Linked DNA regions of Homo sapiens: region 2 is linked to region 1. Evidence: read pairs that join two places in POLR2A ChIA-PET (ENCODE). Cell type or tissue: PC-9. All regions are shown on one strand. Links, peaks and the distances in the headings refer to the core of each region. The heading gives the core; the rest is flanking DNA.

Region 1 (5,611 bases), core at 1,629-4,128:
CCCTGCAGATGGAGCAGCTCAATGGGATCCTGCTGCACCTGGAGTCAGAGCTAGCACAGACCTGGGCAGAGGGACAGCGCCAGGCCCAGGAGTATGAGGCCCTGCTGAACATCAAAGTCAAGCTGGAGGCTGAGATCACCACCTACTGCGGCCTGCTGGAAGATGGCAAGGACTTCAATCTTGGTGATACCCTGGACAGGAGCAAGTCCGTGCAAACCATCCAAAAGACCACCACCCGCTGGATAGTGGATGGCAAAGTGGTGTCTGAGACCAACGACACCAAAGTTCTGAGACATTAAACTGGCAGAAGCAGGATACTCTTTGGGGAGCAGGAGGCTAATAAAAAGATCAGAGGTTTAAAAAAAAGCAATAAAAGTTATTTTAGCTCTCTTGCTTCTGCTCCAGCCATGTAAGATGTGCCTGCTTCCTCTTTTCCTTCCGCCATGATTGAAAGTTTCCTGAGGCTTCCCCAGAAGCTGAGCAGGTGCCAGCATTGTGCCTCCTGTACAGCCTGTAAAACCGATGGCTCTAGGCAAGATGTTATAGACAAATGAGAATGATGCCATCCCTCAAAATGTTATAAGGACATTTGGGTAGGGACTATCTAGACAAATAGAATGGACGGATACTGGCTAGATGGAGGAAAGACATTCTGGAATTTGGGGCTAAGAGTTGAAGGCACTGAAAAAAGAGACTTGGTATTTGAACCCTCGTCTTGCCTGGCATCTTATCCTGCAATCTTCAAGAAGTTGACTACACCATGAGAGTCAAGCCAAATTTGGGGAGTGAGAAAGAGACAAGGCTTTTCTGTCAAGAAGAGGGACAGTGGCTGTGCATGCTTCACTTTTCAGGACCACTTGGAAGAGTGCGAAAAACTCTTCCACCCCTTTCTTCTCATACAGCACAGAGTAGTTTGATGGTGAAGAAAGAGAGGGATCAGGCTGAGCACAGTAGCTCACTCCTGTAATCCCAGCACTTTGGGAGGCCGAGGCGGGCAGATCACTTGAGCTCAGGAGTTGGAGACCTGCCTGGGCAATATGGTGAAACCCTGTATCTACTAAAAATACAATAATTACCCAGACATGGTGGTGCATGCCTATCGTCCCAGTTACTCGGGAGGCTGAGGCACGAGAATCGCTTGAACCAGGGAGGTGGAGGTTGCAGTGAGCCGAGATTGCGCCCCTGTACTCTAGCCTGGGTGACACAGCAAGATTCTGTCTTGGAAAAAAAAAGAGAGAGAGAGAGGAATCCCTTTCTGCTGTTGGGCTTTTATCACTCTAATCGTTGCTATTGTTATTCATCTCCCAAGAGTAAATGGGAAATCTACTTCTCACTCAGTCCATCCTCTTGTACCTGCAGGGAGACTCTCCAATGTTGCTGACTGTTTTGAATTAGCACATTTCTTTGCAGTCCCCCATATCCACCAGGATACATTCCAAGGCCCCAGTGGATGCCGGAAACCGTGCATAGTACCATACCCTACATATGCACCAATTACTTTTTTCTCCTTCACAATTTCACAGATAGAACATTTGTTCTTACCGTAGATCTTCGCAACTTCAGTAGAGAGTTTTTTCTTTTTTTTTTTATTAAGTGGAGAGTTAGTTACTTACTTAGAAATGTTTCTTTTCTTATTAGGTTTTTTTTTTGTTTTGTTTTGTTTGTTTGTTTGTTTGTTTTGAGACAGAGTCTCGTTCTGTCTCCCAGGCTGGAGTACAGTGGTGTGATCTCGGCTCACTGCAACCTCTGTCTCCTGGGTTCAAGCGATTCTCCTGCCTTAGCCTCCTGAGTAGCTGGGACTACAGGTGCCCGCCACCACGCCTGGCTAATTTTTGTATTTTTAGTAGAGACAGCGTTTTACCATATTGGCCAGGCTGGTCTTGAACTCCTGACCTTGTGATCAGCCCACCTCGGCCTCCCAAAGTGTTGGGATGACAGGTGAGAGCCACTGTGCCCAGCCCTTATTAAGTCTTTAAGTGGGAAGCTTTTCTTTTCACTTTTATTTTATTTTATTGAAATATTATAACAAATCATTGAAGAAGATAGTGTTATCATTCCATTCTGATAAAACCAATTAACTTATCCAAGCATGTGCATGCTGTACACAGAAGATCCACCGTTAAAAAGTCCCTATTTTTACTTACTTTTCTTAGATTCAGCGGATACATGTGCAGGTTTCTTATATGAGTATATTATGTAATGCTGAGGCTTGCACTTTTAATGATCCAGTCACCCAACTAGTGAGCATAGTACCAAATACATAGTTTTTCAAGTCTTGCCCCCCTCCTTCTCTCCTCCTTTTTGGAGTCCCCAGTTACTGTTGTTCCCTTCTTTGTGTTCACATGTACCCAGTGTTTAGCTCCCACTTATAAGTGAGAACATGGTTTTCTGCTTCTGTGTTAATTTGCTTAGGATAAAGCCTTCCACCTGCATCCATGTTACTGCAAAAATCTTGTGCCTTTTCACAGCTGTATAGTATTCCATGGTGTATATGTACTACATTTTCTTAATCCAATCCACTACTGTTGGGCACCTGGGTTGATTCCATATCTTTGCTATTGTGAAGTGCTCCAATGGACATACAAGTGCATGTGTCTTTTTGGTAGAATTATTTATTTTCCTTTGGATATATACCCAGGAATGGGATTGCTGGGCTGAATGGTAATTCTATTTGTAGTTCTTTGAAAAATCTCCAAACTGCTTTCCACAGTGGCTGAACTAATTTACACTCCCACCAACAGTGTGTAAACCTTCCTCTTTGCTCCACAATCTCACCAGCGTCTGTGAATTTCTGACTTTTTAGTAATAGCCATTCTGACTGGTGTGAGATGGTAATGGTATCTCATTGTGAAATTCCCTATATTTTTATATGATTCTCAGGGGGTATCATGGGTCTGAATACTGACTCATGCCCTGGGCATGACTTCCACATTGCAGAATTGAGAAGTTGACCCAGAAATGCATTTCAGGCTGAGCAGACAATTATCAGAGGAGCTGGCTAGACCACAGCTGTGGTCAGATGTGTCATAGGGACCATGGCCTTTCTGTAGACTCATGGTCAGAGGTGGAGAGGAGCTGTGAACCTTCTTGTGAAAAAAGTCAAGGTGAAAGCTGCCCCGTGGTGATGGGCGCTGGGCCTCACCTACCACATACTGTGCATCTCCTGGCCTGCTGGGCTCAGTCCCCACCCCACTGCTTGGCACTCGACTGGCAGAATCTGAGTGATGCCTTCTGCACTCCCTGCCCTGCTCTGCCACTGGCTGTGTCTGAGCCAGAGGATCAGTGCTCAGCAGCAGACTCTCCCAAAACCCATCATCTGGGCTGAACCCAGTTCATGAATCCAAATGAAAAGCCGGTGACCATCTGTCACTGGGGAGATTCTGAGGCTGTTGAATACCAGCTGTACTTTGAAGGAAGCCTTTCTGCCATGGAGAGACCAAAACCCCCTGAATGGATTAACAAAGTTGAATTCCACATCCTACTCATGACCTTCCGCACAGCAGGGCTATACAGCTGCTTCTATCTGGCTGGGGAGCTCTGGTCGGAGCCCAGTGACTCTGGATCTGGTGGTAACAGGAGGGAAGATCCAGCCGCACACAGTGCAGATATGGGAATGTCCAGGCGGAGTTCCCCATTGGTCCTGTGACCACAACCCACAGAGGGACATACCGATGTTTTGGCTCCTATAACAACCATGTGTGGTCTTTCCCCAGTGAACTGGCAAAGCTCCTGATCATAGGTGACATTGAGAACACCAGCAGACCCCACCTCTTCTGGCTCTTGGGACACCTACCTTTTAACCAGAGACGGGACTCCAGAAAGACTGTGCCCTCTGAGACCACACTGCCCAGAATCTCCTTCAGATGGGCCTAGCTTTCCTTGTCCTGGTGACTCTGGTGTGATTCCTAGTTGAAGACTGGCTCAGCAGGAAGAGGACTAGAGGGCGAGCCAACAGAGCTTCCACTTGGGATTGCGGCAGAAGGTTGAGAACACAAAGACCCCTTGAAGAATGACCAAGAAACGCAGTGGCCATGGGTGGAACTGAAAGCCGATCTTGAGCCTGGGCATTGGGAGCTCTGTGTTGGGAGAAGGGAGTCATTGTAGGAAAAAGGGACAGTGGTATTCCATTTGTCAAAGCATCCTGGAGGAGACAGGAGGTGGGAGAAACAAGCTAAATTTCTTTGGGAGGCAAAAAAAAAGAAAAAAGTTGTTTTAAAAACTCAGCTTAAGTATCCCTTCTTTGGAGAAGAAAGGTCCTTTTCTCCTACAATGTGGAATATATGTGTATATATATACACACACACACACACACACACACGCATATATATACACACATAAATAAATACAAATTATTTGTGTGTATATAAATATATATATGTATGTATTTATGTGTATTTACATAAATAAAAGCATGGTCCTTACCAAACACAATCATCTACTGACCCATCTGTATCTTTCACTAGGATTACGAGGGCAGGGATTTGGTCTTTTACCTCTATAACTGTGGCATCTACGCATTGTGTGGCATGTAACAGATTTCTAACAAGTATTTGCCTTTTGGAGGAAAAGGGAGCTGTTGCTGTTTTTAAACTTTGGCCCAGGACAGGTGGTCTTTATTATTCAGAACCTAAGAATTAAAAAACCCATAATTTATCAAAAACAAACTTTTGAAGAAACACTAGAGTAAAACATTTGTGTGTGTGTGTGTGAGTGAAATATGCAGTTAGTATTGTTATAAACAAAGTCCAGGACTCAACGAAAGGAATAAAGTAAGAATAGAATTGAAACATGATGCATGTTGTAATTATTCCCTAAACTACAGTAACATGATGTTAATTTTTTTTTTTTTTTTTTTTTTGAGACGGAGTCCCGCTCTTTAGCCTAGGCCGGATTGCAGTGGCGCAATCTCGGCTCACTGCAAGCTCCGCCTCCCAGGTTCACGCCATTCTCCTGCCTCAGCCTCCCGAGTAGCTGGGACTACAGGCGCCCGCCACTGCGCCCGGCTAATTTTTTGTATTTTTAGTAGAGACGGGGTTTCACCGTGTTAGCCAAGATGGTCTCGATCTCCTGACCTTGTGATCCGCCCGCCTCGGCCTCCCAAAGCGCTGGGATTACAGGCGTGAGCCACCGCGCCCAGCCACATGATGTTAATATTTTCCTCAAAATAAACTCAGAATTTAACATAGTGTTCTTCCAGACGAGTGTGAAGGAAGGCAGGTGTTTTCCCAATGCTGTTCTCCTTGGGAGCTGTCAGCTTCAGTGCAGTATTTCACAGCTAGACTGTGAACAAACGTTAATTCCAATTGGCTCAATATACATTCAACAGTAAAATACCAGAAGTGAGTGGTCTCTGTTGTTCTCCAAAATGTATGATCTGGAACAGACTTTTATCGTGAAAGTGTTCATAGTTTGCACACATCACTCCCAGCTGGAAGTTGTTGTCCAGTTTAACAGTTATATAATATAATCTTTTATGTGAGAATTTTGAATAGCACAACAGAGACAAGAAAACAGACTAACTTCTCCTTGGTATGACCACATCTTGGCAAAAAGTGAAAGTCCTATTTAAAATGTAAAGGAAATCCTATTTGGTGAACCCTGTAATAGGTGG
Region 2 (5,611 bases), core at 1,689-4,188, 460 kb before region 1:
TTGAGTGCTTTCCACATTCTTTGTTTTCTCCAGTCACCTTGGTGTGCTTGTCAAACACCCCCAAGCACTCTTAGTCTTCCGATCCTTTATACTAGCAGTCCTGCCTGGTATATTCTTCCCTAGATATTCAAGTGACACATACCTTCACTTCATTTAGGTCCCTGTTCAAACACTGTCTTATCAAAGAGGCCATCTTTGACCCCTGCAAATAAAAGAGGATTTTCTTTCTTTCTCTTTTCTTCACATTCTGCTTTATTTTTCTTTATGGTACTTTTTACCATTATGTTTATTCATTTGTTTATGGTCTGTTGTTTTCCCCTGGAATGTGAGCTGTATTAAAGCAGGGACTCTGTTTTGTTCACAGCCCCTAAATCAGGGCTTGGTGCATGGCTGACACTCAATAAATATTGATTGCTTAACTATAATTATGTCAATTGCCTAGCTAGTGAGTCTCAGTTTCATACCTGAGTCAACCTCCCTTTACAAGCTCTAGCTCTTTTTAAGCCACTAATCTGCATATCATATTAGGGAAGATACAAACCCCATTATAAATATATATCAGTTCTTAGGAGTCTTCTATTTAAACTAGAAATTTTATGCGTATTAGGGTTGATTTGCTATTCATCATAATTTAACAAATATTTACTCCACACCTACCACATGCTCTTGGATAAGAAAAAACACAGTGACCAACTCACTAATATGGGGTGGAAATTTATCCAAGAAACTTGAAGCCCAGGATAGGTACGTATTTGTACTTGTCAATCTCTAAGTTAAGAATTATTGGCTCTGGCTGGGTCTGTGGCCCATGCCTTTAATCTCAACAGTTTGGGAGGCTGCCGTGGGTGGATTGCTTGAGGTCAGGAGTTCAAGACCAACCTGGGCAATATAGTGAGATCCCATCTCTACAAAAAACACGAAGAATTAGCTGGACATGGTGGCAAACACCTGTAGTCCCAGCTACTTGCAAGGCCGAAGTGGGAGGATTGCTTGAGTCCAGGAGATCGAGGCTGTGGTGAGCTGAGATCATGCCACTGCATTCCAGCCTGGGTGACAGAGTGAGATCCTGTCTCAAAAAAAAAAAAAAAAAAAAAAAGAATTATCCTCTATATCCAATTCATCTGCAAAGAATTATTGGTTCTTTCTGTTGTATAAGCATAGAACATCTATCTTCCCCTACCATTCTCAATTTCAGTCTACTCATTGTTTAAGCCAAATTTCAAAATCTATAAAACATATCCTGAGACCATCTACTTCTCGTTGCTCCCGTCTCTATAAACCCTGGTCTCAGGACAACTCCACTTGCCTAGGCTACCAGATTTTCCTAAATGCTTTCCTTGTCTTCCCATTTGCCCTCCCTTTCCACCCAGCAGCCAGAGTGATCCTATAAAAATGTAAATTACATATTATTCCCCTGCTTAAAAGCTTCAGTGGCTTCCTTTTGTTATTATTCCACTTAGAAAAGTGTCTAACTCTTGCCCTAGTCTACAAGCCCCATTTGATCTGGCCCTGATCACCTGCTGCTCAGTCTTCTATCATTTTTCCCCTTGCCCATACTTTCTAGCATCACTGGCCTTTCATTTCTATGAATACAGTAAGCCCTTCCCTGTCCCTGAATACGTGAGCTAGCAACTACTCCTGTCGCTCAGGTCTCACTGAAATGTCACCTCCCCAGAGAGGCCTTCTCAGACTACTTGATTCGTCCTCTCTTCTCCACTCACTCTCTGCTCTGTCAGAGAGTAAATTGCATTCACTTACTGTGCATTGCACAATTGCCATCTAATATTTATTGTCTATCTTCCTCCAGTAAAATGAAGACAGTGACTTTGCTTCACCAGCAGGGTTTATAGCAATACTTGACACATAATGAGCCCTCAAGAAACACTTGTTAAATGGTAAGTCTTTGTCTCAACTTTGGTAGCTTATGGAGGATCCCCATCATTTTCTTTTTTCTTTTTTTTTGTTTCGAGATGGATTCTCGCTGTCGCCCAGGTTGGAGTGCAGTGGTGCGATCTTCGCTCACTGCAACCTCTGCCTCCCAGGTTCAAGCAATTCTCCTGCCTCAGCCTCCTGAGTAGCTGGGATTACAAGCACTCGCCACCATGCCCGGCTAGTTTTTGTATTTGCTTTTTAGTAGAGACAGGGTTTCACCGTGCTGGCCAGGCTGGTCTCGAACTCCTGACCTCGTGATCCGCCCGCCTCGGCCTCCCAAAGTGCTGAGATTACAGGCATGAGCCACCGCACCCGGCGGATCCCCATAATTTTCTAATACAGTTTTAGTAACTCTGCCCCCTTCATGTTCTCTCAAACGGATAGCATTGCTTCGCCCACGAAAAGGATCAGTATTGCAGAGGAAGGGCTTAGATCACCCCTATCTCTCTGCAGCCAGCAGATCAAGATTTGGACTCAACTCAATAGTTTGGAATCATCAGATAAAGGAAAAAGGAAAAGCAGAAATGAATACTACTGAAATAAACAATGGTCATTTCTCACTTAAAATTTTGAGGAAGAGAGAAAGAAAAAATACCTTAAGATCAAACATTTTTTAACTTGGAGATGTTAGAGAAAGTAGGGGGGACAGAAAAATGTTAGAATGAGGAGGAAAACTGAATCAAGATGAGGCAAGAGGCAGAAAGAGCTCACACCATGCTGTGGGCTCTTGGTTCTGAGCTTGGATACCACGTCTTGCCTTCTGGATAAACTCTAAGGAAGACAGTGATGGAGTGAAGTGGGCTGGGGGCGATAGAGAGGATGGGGTGGGGCACCAGGCGAGAGATGCGAAGGAAGCCAGAACGAAAAGAGAGCGACCGAGGAGAGAAGAGAGCAGAGCAATACAAAAGCAGCCTCGGATCTAGCCGGAGCTGCAAGCGTTAAGGGGAGGCGGAGAGTGACGCGGTTTGCGTCTGGAGCGGCTCCTTGGAGTCCACAGCATCCACCGCCGGAGCCTCGCCTTCCTTTCTCCCTCTGCAGACACAACGAGACACAAAAAGAGAGGCAACCCCTAGACCACCGCGAAGGACCCATCTGCACCATGACCGAGACCACCAAGACCCACGTTATCTTGCTCGCCTGCGGCAGCTTCAATCCCATCACCAAAGGGCACATTCAGATGTTTGGTGAGTCCTCCCGCCCACCTCTGGAAGCCGCTTCCGCTCCTCTCCTTTCCCAGGCACCTGTGTTTTCCAGGGCGATCGAACGGGAAGGCGTGTGCCCCTTCGGAGGGGTGGGCCGGCTCATCCAGCTGGTGGAGGTCGGCCCCTTCATTTTGGACTCAGGGGAGGGTACGCAGACTGCGTTTCCGAGGCGTCACTTGCCGGGGCCAGACCCGGCTCGCAGGGGGCCAAAGGTGGGGGATGGGAGGGGACTAGAGATGAGTATCATTTGGGGCTGGGCAGGGGTTCGAGATACCAGAACTGGAGTGTGGCGGTGCGGTGGTTCGGCTACCAGGCTGGCGAAGACCGGGATGGGGGCAGAGGTTGGGGCGCCGAGTAGGGGAGGAAGGGGCTGGAGATAACGTGCTGTTTGTTTAGGATGGGCCGAAAGCTCGAAGGAGTTAAATCATGTATGTGCCTGGGATTCGCAAACACACTCGCGCCCGACACACCGGTGACAGGGGCTGGGGCTTCAAGATTAATTTCGGATTTGGCTGGTGATTCTGGGCGGCCCAGGGACCAGTGTTTGGGAATTGTGGGCCGTGTATTGCCCGCGCGAGGTGGATGCTGAGTGAATAGGGAGGGGGCCCTTTTCCGCCTAGGTTCGGCCTCAGGGACCCGCTGCCTAGGACGGGGAGGGGGCCGGGCGGAGGCTGCGGGAGGCCCTGCGCGAGCCGGAGCCGAAGGATCGGGGCCCAAGTTGGCTGAGGCTCTGCCCAGGGTGGCGATGGCACTCGGAAGGCTTGAGGCGTCTAGTGTGTGTACGAATGTGCGAATGACTGTGTGTGAGTATATGCGTGTGCGTGTTGGGGGGAGGGGACTTATCGCGCGTTTGTTTCTTAGAAGCTTTGGGGCGTGGAGTCAGAGAGAGCGAGCGGGGGCATCCGGCTGGCTGGTTCGGGGTCCAGCAGCGGTAGGGGAAAGGTGATCGATAGATGCCTATTGGAGGTCTCGCGCCACCGGTGGGAAGCCACGCGGCTTCGCAGCTGCTCGTAGGACTCAAAGGCGTGGGGCATGAGCGTTTAGACACGGAAAGAGGGACGCGGAGGTCACTTTAGAAGCAGGAATTGAGAAGTTAGAAGTTGGGGGTGCTTTTTCTTGAAACTGAGAGAAGCGAGGAGTAGGGAAAAGCGAGTGGGCTGGGATGGATGAGAGAGCGTGTGGGAGGCCCTGACCTGGCCCGCCAGCAAGGCGCTCTCCAGAGGCGGCGGTGCTGAAATGCAGGGCGCGCCGGAGCTGGATGCGGGCACACGTGTTTATCCGGAGCCTGAGGACTGCGCGAGCCCTCCTAGGGAGGTTTAGTGAAAACCACACCACAGCGGTAAAGACAGGGCGAGGTGGCTTAGGCTAAAAATATTCATCTTTAAACTTAAAAGGTGCGCTGAACTGGGCTCGCTTGTTAAAAACCTCATGGAAAGAATATAGAACTACTTTGAGCAAAGGGCAAATCGGGTAGGCATATCTACACGATAGAAGGAGGGAGGCTGAGAGATAGCCATCCCTTCTTCACCATTCCTTCAGCTTTCAAAAGTCTTTTATTAAGAACCAATGCCAACTTGCCTGTTAAATAAGGACTTCTGTTCCAGCATCAGGGTAGACAAGAGCATGTCATCAGTCTTCTAAGGACTATCAGTGCCCTAAGAACACTCCACTTTCACTTTCCTTTGATGCTGGTGTCTTCATCCCTTTCCTTCTTTTCCTGTCTGTCCATATGTCCTCTAGCACTTTATGTTGATGCGCTTTACTCCTCTCCCTTGACCAGGCAATGATGGGTTTTCCTTTGGAACCAAGAGAAAGGAGGAGTAGGGAAGAGCCATTGGGCTGGGGATGAAACTCTGTGGCTCTAAGAATCTTTGATGACCCAGCAGGTACTGCTCCTTTCTTCCTGAAGCTAGGAAATCCCAGTTGTTTTAGATTACAAGAGAAACAGATTTGGATTGAGAACCAAAGATTCTGTCTTGTAGCTGAAGATTCTTTGTTAACAGTAATAAAGGCTTTTGTTAAGCGAATGCTGACCTGCCAATTCTCCATGAGCTTCAAGGATAGACTATGTGGAAATAGACCTGAGTTGCAGTGGAAGGGTTTAGATATAGAAAGGTGAAAGGAGACTTTTGGCAGTAACGATTATTTACTTAGTATAAGAACTGAGGACCAGGGCAGAATGTGAACAAAGTCCTTTGCATGTCCATTAAAGTATAATTCAGAGAGTAATACAAAAAAAGGATATAATATGTTCACTCACTATGGCTTTAAGGAGTTTATTACCTAATGAAGAATTTAGCACATAAACAGGTGAAAATGAGGCAAGAATAAGAACACAAAATACACATTCAACTATTTTTGGTAGAATGTCTTATTGGAATCTTTGAGCTCTGGATAAATTTTATAATTTATTTTTGTAGAGCAGTTCTGGTTAACAAAGCCATTTCATCTATGTTATGTTACTTATTCCTGTTAAA

What was found. ChIA-PET counts read pairs that join two places held together with the same protein. Peaks named below come from ENCODE experiments on the same cell type or tissue, not always from the same donor. Only the 100,000 strongest peaks of a DNase experiment are listed, where the experiment ranks them.
Region 2: POLR2A ChIA-PET joins it to region 1 with 10 read pairs; 2 of 35 experiments call an interaction of 5 or more read pairs at or near these places.

Annotation. Positions count from the first base shown.
Region 1 is chr1:182,953,762-182,959,372 of GRCh38, reverse strand. It overlaps the pseudogene LOC100271717 and the pseudogene KRT18P28. Among named protein-coding and RNA genes, the nearest start is that of SHCBP1L, 3.4 kb to the right of the region's middle. RefSeq lists enhancers at 792-1,303, 1,304-1,814. In PC-9, for the core only: no CTCF peak of the experiment used is centred there; a DNase peak (open chromatin) is centred at 2,972; H3K27ac peaks cover 1,329 bases.
Region 2 is chr1:183,415,688-183,421,298 of GRCh38, reverse strand. It overlaps NMNAT2 (nicotinamide nucleotide adenylyltransferase 2), which reads left to right and starts at 2,919. Exons shown (of 11, transcript NM_015039.4): 1 at 2,919-3,116. The coding sequence starts at 3,032. In PC-9, for the core only: no CTCF peak of the experiment used is centred there; a DNase peak (open chromatin) is centred at 2,918; H3K4me3 peaks cover 1,950 bases; H3K27ac peaks cover 1,498 bases.